2 separate regions of the Mus musculus genome follow, and region 1 is linked to region 2. The links are chromatin contacts, found by Hi-C in ENCODE. All regions are on one chromosome and are shown on one strand. The core of a region is the stretch at or near the end of the contact, and the rest is flanking DNA. Distances in the headings are between cores, read along the strand shown. Region 1 holds the start of Prmt3 (protein arginine N-methyltransferase 3). Region 2 holds the start of E2f8 (E2F transcription factor 8).

Region 1 (4,675 bases), core at 782-3,281, 900 kb after region 2:
GTTGTGAAGAGACCACTATGACCAAGACAACTTTTATAATGGAAAACATGTAATTGGGGCTGGCTTATAGTTTCAGAGGTTTAGTCTATGATCATGGTGGGAAACATGGCATTGTGCAGGCAGACATGGTCCTGGAGGAGCTGAGAGTTCTACATTTTGATCCAAAGGCAGTAGAAGGGGACTGAGTTCCACATTGTGTGGAGTTTGAGCATAGGAGACCTCAAAGCCTGCTTCCACAATGACACACTTCCTCTAACAAGGCCACACATACTCCAACAAGGCCGTACCTCCTAATAGTGCCACTCTCCATGGGCCAAGCGTTCAAACATATGATTCTGTGGGGAGGACCATACTTATTCAAACCTTCACAAGGGGTAGGCAGGCTGTAAGAGGTTGGGAGGACTGGAGGGAAACCGTCTTCTGCACATACCAGGACCACTCGTAAAGCTAGCAGCTGGGGTTGCCTGCACGAGAGAAGCCAGTCAGCATTCTAACATGGCGTGGCTGGGGATTCTTGAGTACCCACTCCTGAGGAGCTATGACAGTGGATGTTTCTCAGAGAGGGAGTTTTCTTTAAGGCTGTGACCTCTGGTAGGTTGACCACACTCCTGTGGTTGTCCCCCAACCCAGAGTATATGGACCCCAGAAACTGGAATCCATGTTATTGTTTTTTAAAAGGATATAAAGGTGAGGGGTAGGGCCATGGGAGTGGATGGATCTGAGAGGAATTAAGAGGAGGAGTGGGAGGCATATGATCAAGAGACACTGTGTGATATTCTCAAAAATATTTTAAAAAATTATGATGTGAGCAAAATCCTGTTGGGGGAGGGTGTTAGCACCCCCCCCCCTGTTACCTGGCTAGGTATGCCTGAGTCACTACAAAAGGGGCTGCTTGTCCCCTCTGAGTCCTCTTGCCTTCTGGCTCCTGCCCCCCTCTCTCCCCATTCCCTCCCCCCTCTCTCTCCACGTGCTCATGGCTGGCCTCTACTCCTCTAATCCGCTACTCTCTCTCTCTCTCTCTCTCTCTGCCTTTTTCTGTCTCTATTACCTTCTTAACTCCCCTCCCCATGCCCTGAATAAACTCTATTCTATACTATTACTATACCATGCCCTCAGGGGGAAGAGGTGCCTCAGCATGGGCCCGCAGAGGCACCACTCCCCCCCCCCCCCCACCTGACTACACCTCCACCAAAACATATCCCTTCTCCCTTTATCTTTTTATAAAACACAACAGAGGGGAAGAGGAACTGCCCACCAAAGAGCTTCAGTGATCAGCAGTACACTGGCTCGAGGGTGTGCATGGTGGGAAGTTGAACTGAGCTGTCTGACACTATACTATGCAGGCCTAGCTGGCCATGTCCTCAAACATGCCCCATGCAGAGTCCAGCCTCATCTGCAGCCTGGAGGCTTTACCTACCCAGAATTACTGCTTCCCACCTGCCTAAGGGAACTCCACTGTTAGATACTAGGAATATTAGAAAGGAGGCAGCCTGAGACTCGGGAACCCTGGTATCCTCCCTAACCCCACAGGCAGGGCAGAGAGCATTTGTTGGCACATATCACACAGTCCACCTGTTTCCATTGTATAGGCTCAAGTTAATGCCTAAACTTTTCACACACGTGTAAGTCTTACCATAACCATCAGGTTACTGCAGTCATGAGAGTGCTTTACCAGTCAGGAAACTGAGGCCAAGAGAAGGCAGGTTACCTGCTCATGCTTAGAATTCAAGCATTCAGAAATAGAGTTCAAACTTAGGGTGTTTGTAAAGCCCATGGTTCTCACTTTATCACTTTAACCCCTAGTAGGGGTGTGGGGCTTGAGTGCACACCCACATACATCAGCATACAGGTTAATTTAAGGGGCTTTCTTGTCTTCCCCAGAGCCTCCGAGCCTGGCCTGCATTGGCCATCTCTGCCGCCAGAGGGCGCTGCGATAAGTCGGTGCTCAACCTTGTAAGCGCCGGCGCCTCGGTTGCGCAAGCGTCCAAGCCGGAGAGCGGTGCCCCGCCCCCTACGCCCACGTGACCCGGAAGCGCTCTCCGGACGGTTCACGCTCCGCGTGTGGATCGCTTTGGGGGCTCCCGCGCACCCGCGCCGCTCGTTCCCGGCTCCGGTGCCGCGCTGTGCGGCCGCGCGCTTGGTCGGCGGCCATGTGTTCGCTAGCGGCGGGGAACGGTGGGTGCCCCCTCGCGTAGGGCGGCGGGGCGCGGGTGGGCGGGCGCGGGTCTCGGTGCTGACCGTGTGTGCTCTGCAGGCCGTGGCGCCGAGCTGGGGCCGGAGCCCCTGGAACTGTCGGACAGCGGAGACGACGCGGGCTGGGAGGACGAGGACGCGGACACTGAGCCCGCGCACGGCCGGCAGCACACACCCTGCCTGTTCTGTGACAGGTTCGTGCCGGTGTGGAAGGCGCGCCGCAGCGCCAGCGAGCACGTGGCGGGCCCGAGGCTCCGGCCCGCGCGGGACGGTTGATTGACAAGGGGCTGCTCACGTGGTCCGGGGGGGGCGGAGCCGGGGACCGCGCTCTGGGTTTGCCTCTGCAGCCCAGTCAACCCCACCCCTCACTCTAATTCCCCCCCCCCACCCCCCATACTAAGTCAGGCCTGGCATACCATCACTCTGGAGGCTGAGGCAGGAGAATGGTCAGGAATCCCAGGCCAGCCTTGAGTCACCAAGCTAGACCCTCTCGAAAACACACCCAGAAAAAATCTGAACTTCACACCTTAGTCCTAAATTAGGGATTCCATGAAGGCTGGGTGTTTTTCATTCTGTTCCTTGGATACCAGACTTTGAAAGCGCATAGACTGGAAGCGCGCTTCCATTTCTACCATCCTATAATAGGACGTTCTCTTCTCATGTAACATTCAACTGAGCCATTTAGACAGAACTAGCTCACTTCCATGATTGAGGGAGGAACTGATGCTCTTTGTACTTAGGGGAAAATGAGGCTGCAGAGCCACCAACTTGTTCAAGGTCACGAAGCTGCTGTTTATATTCCTAGGACACACCTTCTTTTCACTTAAAATCCTGCATCTTAGATGGAAGTGACTTGGCTGAAAAAGGGGTGATTGATGTTGACTAGCGCTGCTGGGTCCCGCCCCCTGTGTCGGTTCCTGGTGCTGACTGGTGGCATATTAGTGGTCCTAGGTGGCGCCTCATTGGAGAGGAGAATGACTGCACACTCGTATTTATTGTATTTATTGAGCATCTGTGGTGCAGTGCCCTGTGATAGGCTGCGAGGATGATCCAGATGACCTGTCTTGGCAGACATTGAGAGTTGCCTGTGTGCTAGGCATACAGAAGTGAAGTGCGGAGTCTCTGCTGTATATTCGTTCGTGTCCTTCAGTGTTGGAGGTTACATACAAAAGAAGTGTTATTCTTCACGCTGTAGTGCAGGTGCTGTAGGACTACCAAGGTCACTTGAAATCTGGCACTTTGGGAATGTGCCAGCTGTATAATTGTGTGCTTTGTGTCTAAAAACACTATGCTGGGTTCAGAGGGAGGGGAAAGAGGCTCAACTAGGGAACTTTTGTGACTTGAGAGAAACCAAATATATCAGAGAGAGCTTTATTACCCAGAAGCCTCTGGGTAAATTTGGGGTATTCAGTGTTGTCTAAAACGGTTGTGGTGTAACGCCAGAGGGAGGGAGCTCCTCTTGGGACTTGCTGAGGAGTCCCCCTGAGGAATCTGCCAAAGGACAGGTTTAGGGACCCTGGGGAAGGGGGTAGAGGCAGAGGGAGGGGGACAGAGAAGGACAGAAAGAGAGAGGAAGAGGAGGAAAGGCCAGCCAGGGTCACAAGGGAAGAGAGAGAGGGAGAGAGTAAATGGAGAAAGAGAGAGGGAAGGTGAGGAGAGGAATGGAGGGGAAGGGAGGGGGTAGGCTGTTGCTAGGTAACTGTTGGGTGGAGCCTGGAGGAAGTGCTAACATTCAGTATTTTGACCTCCTCTGAGACTGTTCCAGGAGACTCTATGCTTGTCTCTTCAGGTTGTTCGCCTCTGCTGAGGAAACGTTTTCACACTGTAAGTTGGAGCATCAATTTAATATTGATAGTATGGTCCATAAACATGGTGAGTATCTCTTAGCATAAAGGCAGGTTTGCTTGTGAAGTTTAGATTGACCCTTTTTCCAGACCCTTTCTTTCCTTTGTGTGTAGTTCCCCCCAGCTGATGTTAGCTGTCTTCCTCAGTTGTGCTCTACTGTGTGCATTGAGGCAGGACCTCTCACTTGAACCTGGAGCTCGCTGACCCAGCTGCTCTAGCTAGCAGCTTTCTTGAATGATCCCTGGCTTCTGCCTCTCAAGCATTAACAGTACAAAAGGCTGCCACCTCTGCCTGGTGTTTTATGTGGTGCTGAGAATCGCAATCATGGCCTTATGCCTTCTGTGTAAGTGCTCTCACCCATTTTGCCACAGTTCTGACAATCTGAGTTTGTATCCCAGAACTCACACAGAGGTGGAAGAAGACAGCCAGTATTCTTTGACCTCCACTTGTGCAGGGTAGCACACTTACATATACACATCACACTCTCCCTCCCCCATATAGCGTACCCCCCACATGCATGATAATAAATAAATTCTTTAATGAAATGCAAAACACTTCAAAACCTGTTACCTGTGGCTAATTCTCAGCTTAAATATTTAAAAGTAACAAAATTGCAGCTCCTAATTCTTAATGCAAA
Region 2 (4,584 bases), core at 423-2,922:
CCAGAAAAATTTGCTTTCAACATCAACGCTTGAGGCACAGATGCAGAAAATGGGACCAAGGGAAGTAAGGTTAGCCATTTAAGGCCTCAGAGCTAGTTTCTGCTATGGTAAGTTAGCACTTACCTACACTGGTAAGTTAAGAGCAATTCATATAGATAGTAGAGACTGGGCCCCCTTCACTTTTAGACACCAGGCAGTACACCATTCTTAAAGAAAGGGATTTGGAAGGCAACAACTCAGAGAACAGAGATACACTGTTTCCTCAGTAACTTTGGGAGCCCGGGTTAACAATCCTCTATTACAACCATGAAACTAAGGGCTCAGTGTGTATTTCTGCTGAATCTGCTACTTAGCAGACGATGATGCGAGGCAGAGGGAGGTCACATGGGGCTGGCACCTGAATTTTCAGTTCAGTATGGTGCCCTCAGGAGGTGCTGATCCAAGGGTGGGGTTTCAGTGAACACTGCCAAGGACAGCATTGAGCTAACATCTAAATGCTTCCAGGAGATCTGTCAGGAACAGCATTTGGAGGCCCAGTAGGTTAAAGGGCTGACATTTTAAAATGTTATCTTACAAAGAAATCCAGTATCAAATTATGACCTTTGTGAATTCCAATGGTTCATGTAAATAACATATACATAATTTTTTAAGCACAGAAAAAACCCCAAAGCTTTTTCCATATATATTAAATTTATATTAAACTTTTGAAACAAAAAGGTTACTTTAACCCTGGACAACCCTATTCCTCTTCAAAAATTAAAATTTCCTTCTGGATTTCTGTAAAAGTTAACCAAAAGGATACAGCATTCGTGACTATCAAACGAAAAATTTAAGAAAACTTATTAACGAAAAACTCAGGATGATACTTCATTTGACATTGCAACAGTATAGACTGGACTTTAAAAATACCTTTTGGTTCTCCATTTTGTCAATTCCTCATACATTTAGTGTGTCTTTAAAAACGAAAAATCTGAAGTTCCTCCCCAAGTTCCAGTGGTTTAAGTAGTCCAATCGATTAAAGTTTTTTACTATCCTTAAAAGGAAAAAAAGTAAAGCAAGAATTAAGAGCTGATGAAAATGATTCACGTACACAAGAGCCCCCGGAAACAAACAAAAAATGACAAACCAGGTTTATTTTTGCCTTGAGGACAGACATTGCCTCTAGGCAGACCGCGCCAACAGACAGCAGTAAATTCCTCCATCAAACCCTTCTGTCACGAGACTTCAAGCAAACACAGAATCTACAGTGACAGTCCTCTCTCAGGTTCGAGATGGCTGTAGCAAGCACCCACCTGTGCACTGATCCGGGCTGCGGACGGAGCGCACGAGCCCGGGTTCCGATGGAGCACGCACCGAGCCTGCATCGGGGGAGATGCTGAAGTTTCTCGCCTGACACACACGTGCACAGGCTCAGAAGGAAGGACTTGTGAAGTGGCCTGAGAACAACCCTCCAATTCAGCCTCTGCGCTCTAAGCGCACGACCGGGCATTTACAAAGGGCTTTGGGATCTTGACCCCCTTTTTCAGGCTTCTTTCAATACACGAAGTACTGGGGCGAGGGAAGGATTCCCTAGGTGCCGAAATCACCGCGATGCCAAAGCGCACCGTACGCTGCGCTCCCGGTCCCAGGTACAGTCCCCAGCAGTAGCCCGCGTCCCGCCCGGCGCAAGCACTGGCTCCTCCTCCCCGCCAACTGCACCGCCCCCGGGGGCAGCCAGACAGCATCTCACGGTTTCCAGGGCGACGGCTCCGAGCCAATCAGTAAGCCCGGTGAAGGCCTGCGATTGGCTAGAGGTCCCCAAGGCGGGGCCGGACCTTCCGCCTTCGATTTAAAAATTTGGCGCGGAAAGCGGGACCGTAGCTGGCACCGCCCCCGAGTGCGCGGGGCTGGAGCGCGGGCGAGCCCCTCCCCCGCCCTCTGCGCGGGAGCTCGGCTCCTCCCCACGGGCCCCGGCGGGGCGGGAGGCGGGAAACGGCCGCCTTCACCCTGGCCTTCCCGGGATCCCACAACCCCGCCGCAGCAGTCTGCTCCCCGCTCACCTGTCAATCCTCCTTCAGAGCTGACGGTCCGGGGTGGCCCCGAATCCTGGCTGCGCGTCTCAGGGAGCCAGCGCGTCTCAGGGAGACTCGCTTAGCCCCGCCGCGCAGAGGTGGGTGCCGGGGGCGCCACCGGGGCCGGGGCTGGGGGGGGCCGGCGGGCGGGCCGCGGGAGCGTGGCCGTCCAGGAGCAGTCCAGCCCCCGATTTGAAATTAACCCGCTCCCGGCGCGAGCCGCTCCCGCGGGCGCGGAGCCTCCCCTCCCCCACGCCCGCTCTCCCGGCCCGGGGCCCCGCGCGCCAATCCGCGCCTCTGCACTGCCGCCGCGGCGAATCAGACTGTAGGCACCACCCTCCGACCCCGCCTACAGCCAGACTTGGGGAAAAGTCCTCAAAAACTTTTCCTTTTTCTTTTTTCCTTTTCTTTCTTTCTTTCTTTCTTTTTTTTTTTTTTTCTTTTTGCAAACACCATTTATCCGAGATCGAAGTTGGGGGATGAAATTTGGCTGGTCCAGAGCTGGCTGGCTAGGACTCGAGGGCTCCCCGCCATCCCCAGCTTGGTGCCACGTCAACCGGGTCTGCTCACCTGCCCTCTGGACCCTAGCGACACCGTTCCCTCTGCGACCCTTTGCATGACTGCTTAGCAGCTTCTGCTCCACGGTTTCCAGAAAGAAACGTGTGAGGAGGAAAGAGCTTCGTTGTCTGAAGCCCAAGGATGCGGGGCGTTGGCCGATCTCTGAACACGCAGGTGTGGGAGGAGGGAGAGAAACTCAGAAAACCCGCCAAGCCTGTCCCCAGTGTCCTGCGTCTGCCGATCCCCTCTTTGCTCTTTCCCGCTTTTCTTCCTTTTCCTTTTATGAGCTTCTGACATCGGCCTGGTATATCGAACAGGTCAAGGGAATTTTAGAGTTAGGAGACCATCTCGTCCAAAACCCTCATTTTGCAGAAGTGGAAAAAGAAGCTCGGCACCCCAACTATGCCTTTCCGTGCTCGAGTTCTTTTGCACCCGCCTTTGCCTTGTAACATTTCCCCTTTTCTGATCACTCTGGGATCGCCCGGACCGCATGTTGCCCAACCCGCTTACATCTAAGATTGTGGTTTGGGCTCTTCCTGCTTTTAACTTTGTATCTTCAGCCTCCAGAAGGACTCGGGGCCACGCAGTCCAAGTCCCATCACTGAGCTTGGCCATCAGTAAGCTAACCATCACTGACTTCAAGGGAGATACTGTGTTTTCCTGGCGGTGGTTAGGGCGTGGATGCCATAACACCGCCCCGGGATCCAGGTGCAAAGGGAATGCACACTGGGCAGAGGTCTAGGTGATGAGCCAGGGTCTTCTTCCTGAGGGTGGCTTCCAAGATGCTGCCACATCTTTGTGTCTCTCTGTTCAGTTCTAGTAGCTATCAGAAGCTCCGGTGCTCAGGGTCACCCAAGTGTTCCTCAAGACCAGGACTGGACCTGAATATTCACGTGCTATACATAGGGGCTGGCTGGCTGTAGCATCGGATGTAAAATAAAAATCCGTCATGAGGCAGGACAGGATGCTTACAGAACAGATACATCTTTACTGAGCAGGGACTAAGTTTAAATATATCACCAAGAAGTAGTGTGTGGGCTTCTGTCTAAGCCACTGTCTGTCAGGCTACTTGTCAAATCTTTCACCTGTCAGTGCTTAGCGCTCCGAAGGATTGAATGATGCCCAGCTTATATCCAGAGCCAGAATTCAGGACCTCTACCCTACCCCCAAGCCCCCACCCCTTACCACTTCTTATATCCTAGTGCCTTGCCTCAGAAAATTCTCAGGACAGCAAAGTCGGTGACTTGTAGTCCAGGTCACAGTCATTTCCAGCCCTCCCTCAACATGGGAGAAAGGGTGAGATACATCATTTTTGTTTAGTGGTGGCTTCCCTGTCAGTTGTCATCAAAGTCGTGGAGCAGAATGAAAAAATGGTGCTTCGAAGAGAGGTTTAAAGTCTTGACGCTGTCAGTCATGAGACCTTGAAAAGGAAGCAAGGATCTTGGGATTTAGCTCAGGGCAGAGGGATTACTTAACAGGCTCAAGGCCCCAGGGGTCATCTCCAGCATCATACGCAAGTATAGTGCGTCAATTTGAAGTTTGGTGTGATTTTAAAGGAAAGATGACCGCAGAATACCTTCCAGCTTACTGTGCAAACGAGGGGTTGGAGGACAAGCTTGAAGTCACTTTTCTTACTTTCCCTTCAAATCTTATTTTTTTGTTATTGATTATATAACCCAAGAAGATTTCCATGCCTTTGTGTCTGGTCATATGAGTTGCACAATAGCTCATATCTCACTGAGCTGGGCCAGTTTTTCCACCCCACTGTCACTCTTCTGTGTTGTACAACTCAGAAGATTGTGTAACATATTCAACAATAAATAAGTATTATGAAAAAAAGATATCAAAGGTAGGGGGATGACGGATGTCATCTCAGGTACTTAGATTCAAAGGTAACCTTAGGGGTTTCTGAATCGTGTCCCTTCCCATAATCATGGGCAAGTCCTCCCCCATGGCCAGGATAGGATGAGAGGCT

What was found. A loop is a pair of places that touch in the nucleus more often than their neighbours do.
Region 1: a loop to region 2 is called in a map of T-helper 1 cell, with 6 times the contacts of the local background. The contact joins the promoter of Prmt3 here to the promoter of E2f8 in region 2. A Hi-C loop is called at or near these places in 2 of 37 maps with a recorded cell type or tissue (T-helper 1 cell and regulatory T cell).

Annotation. Positions count from the first base shown.
Region 1 is chr7:49,776,327-49,781,001 of GRCm38, forward strand. Prmt3 (protein arginine N-methyltransferase 3) reads left to right here and starts at 2,032. Exons shown (of 16, transcript NM_133740.2): 1 at 2,032-2,175; 2 at 2,255-2,387; 3 at 3,983-4,065. The coding sequence starts at 2,151.
Region 2 is chr7:48,879,369-48,883,952 of GRCm38, forward strand. E2f8 (E2F transcription factor 8) reads right to left here and starts at 1,673. Exons shown (of 13, transcript NM_001013368.5): 1 at 1,293-1,673; 2 at 910-1,033. The coding sequence starts at 924. It overlaps Gm2788 (predicted gene 2788), which reads left to right and starts at 1,932. Exons shown (of 2, transcript NR_155436.1): 1 at 1,932-2,149. LOC115486422 (a long non-coding RNA gene) reads left to right here. Exons shown (of 3, transcript XR_882082.2): 3 at 1,153-1,256.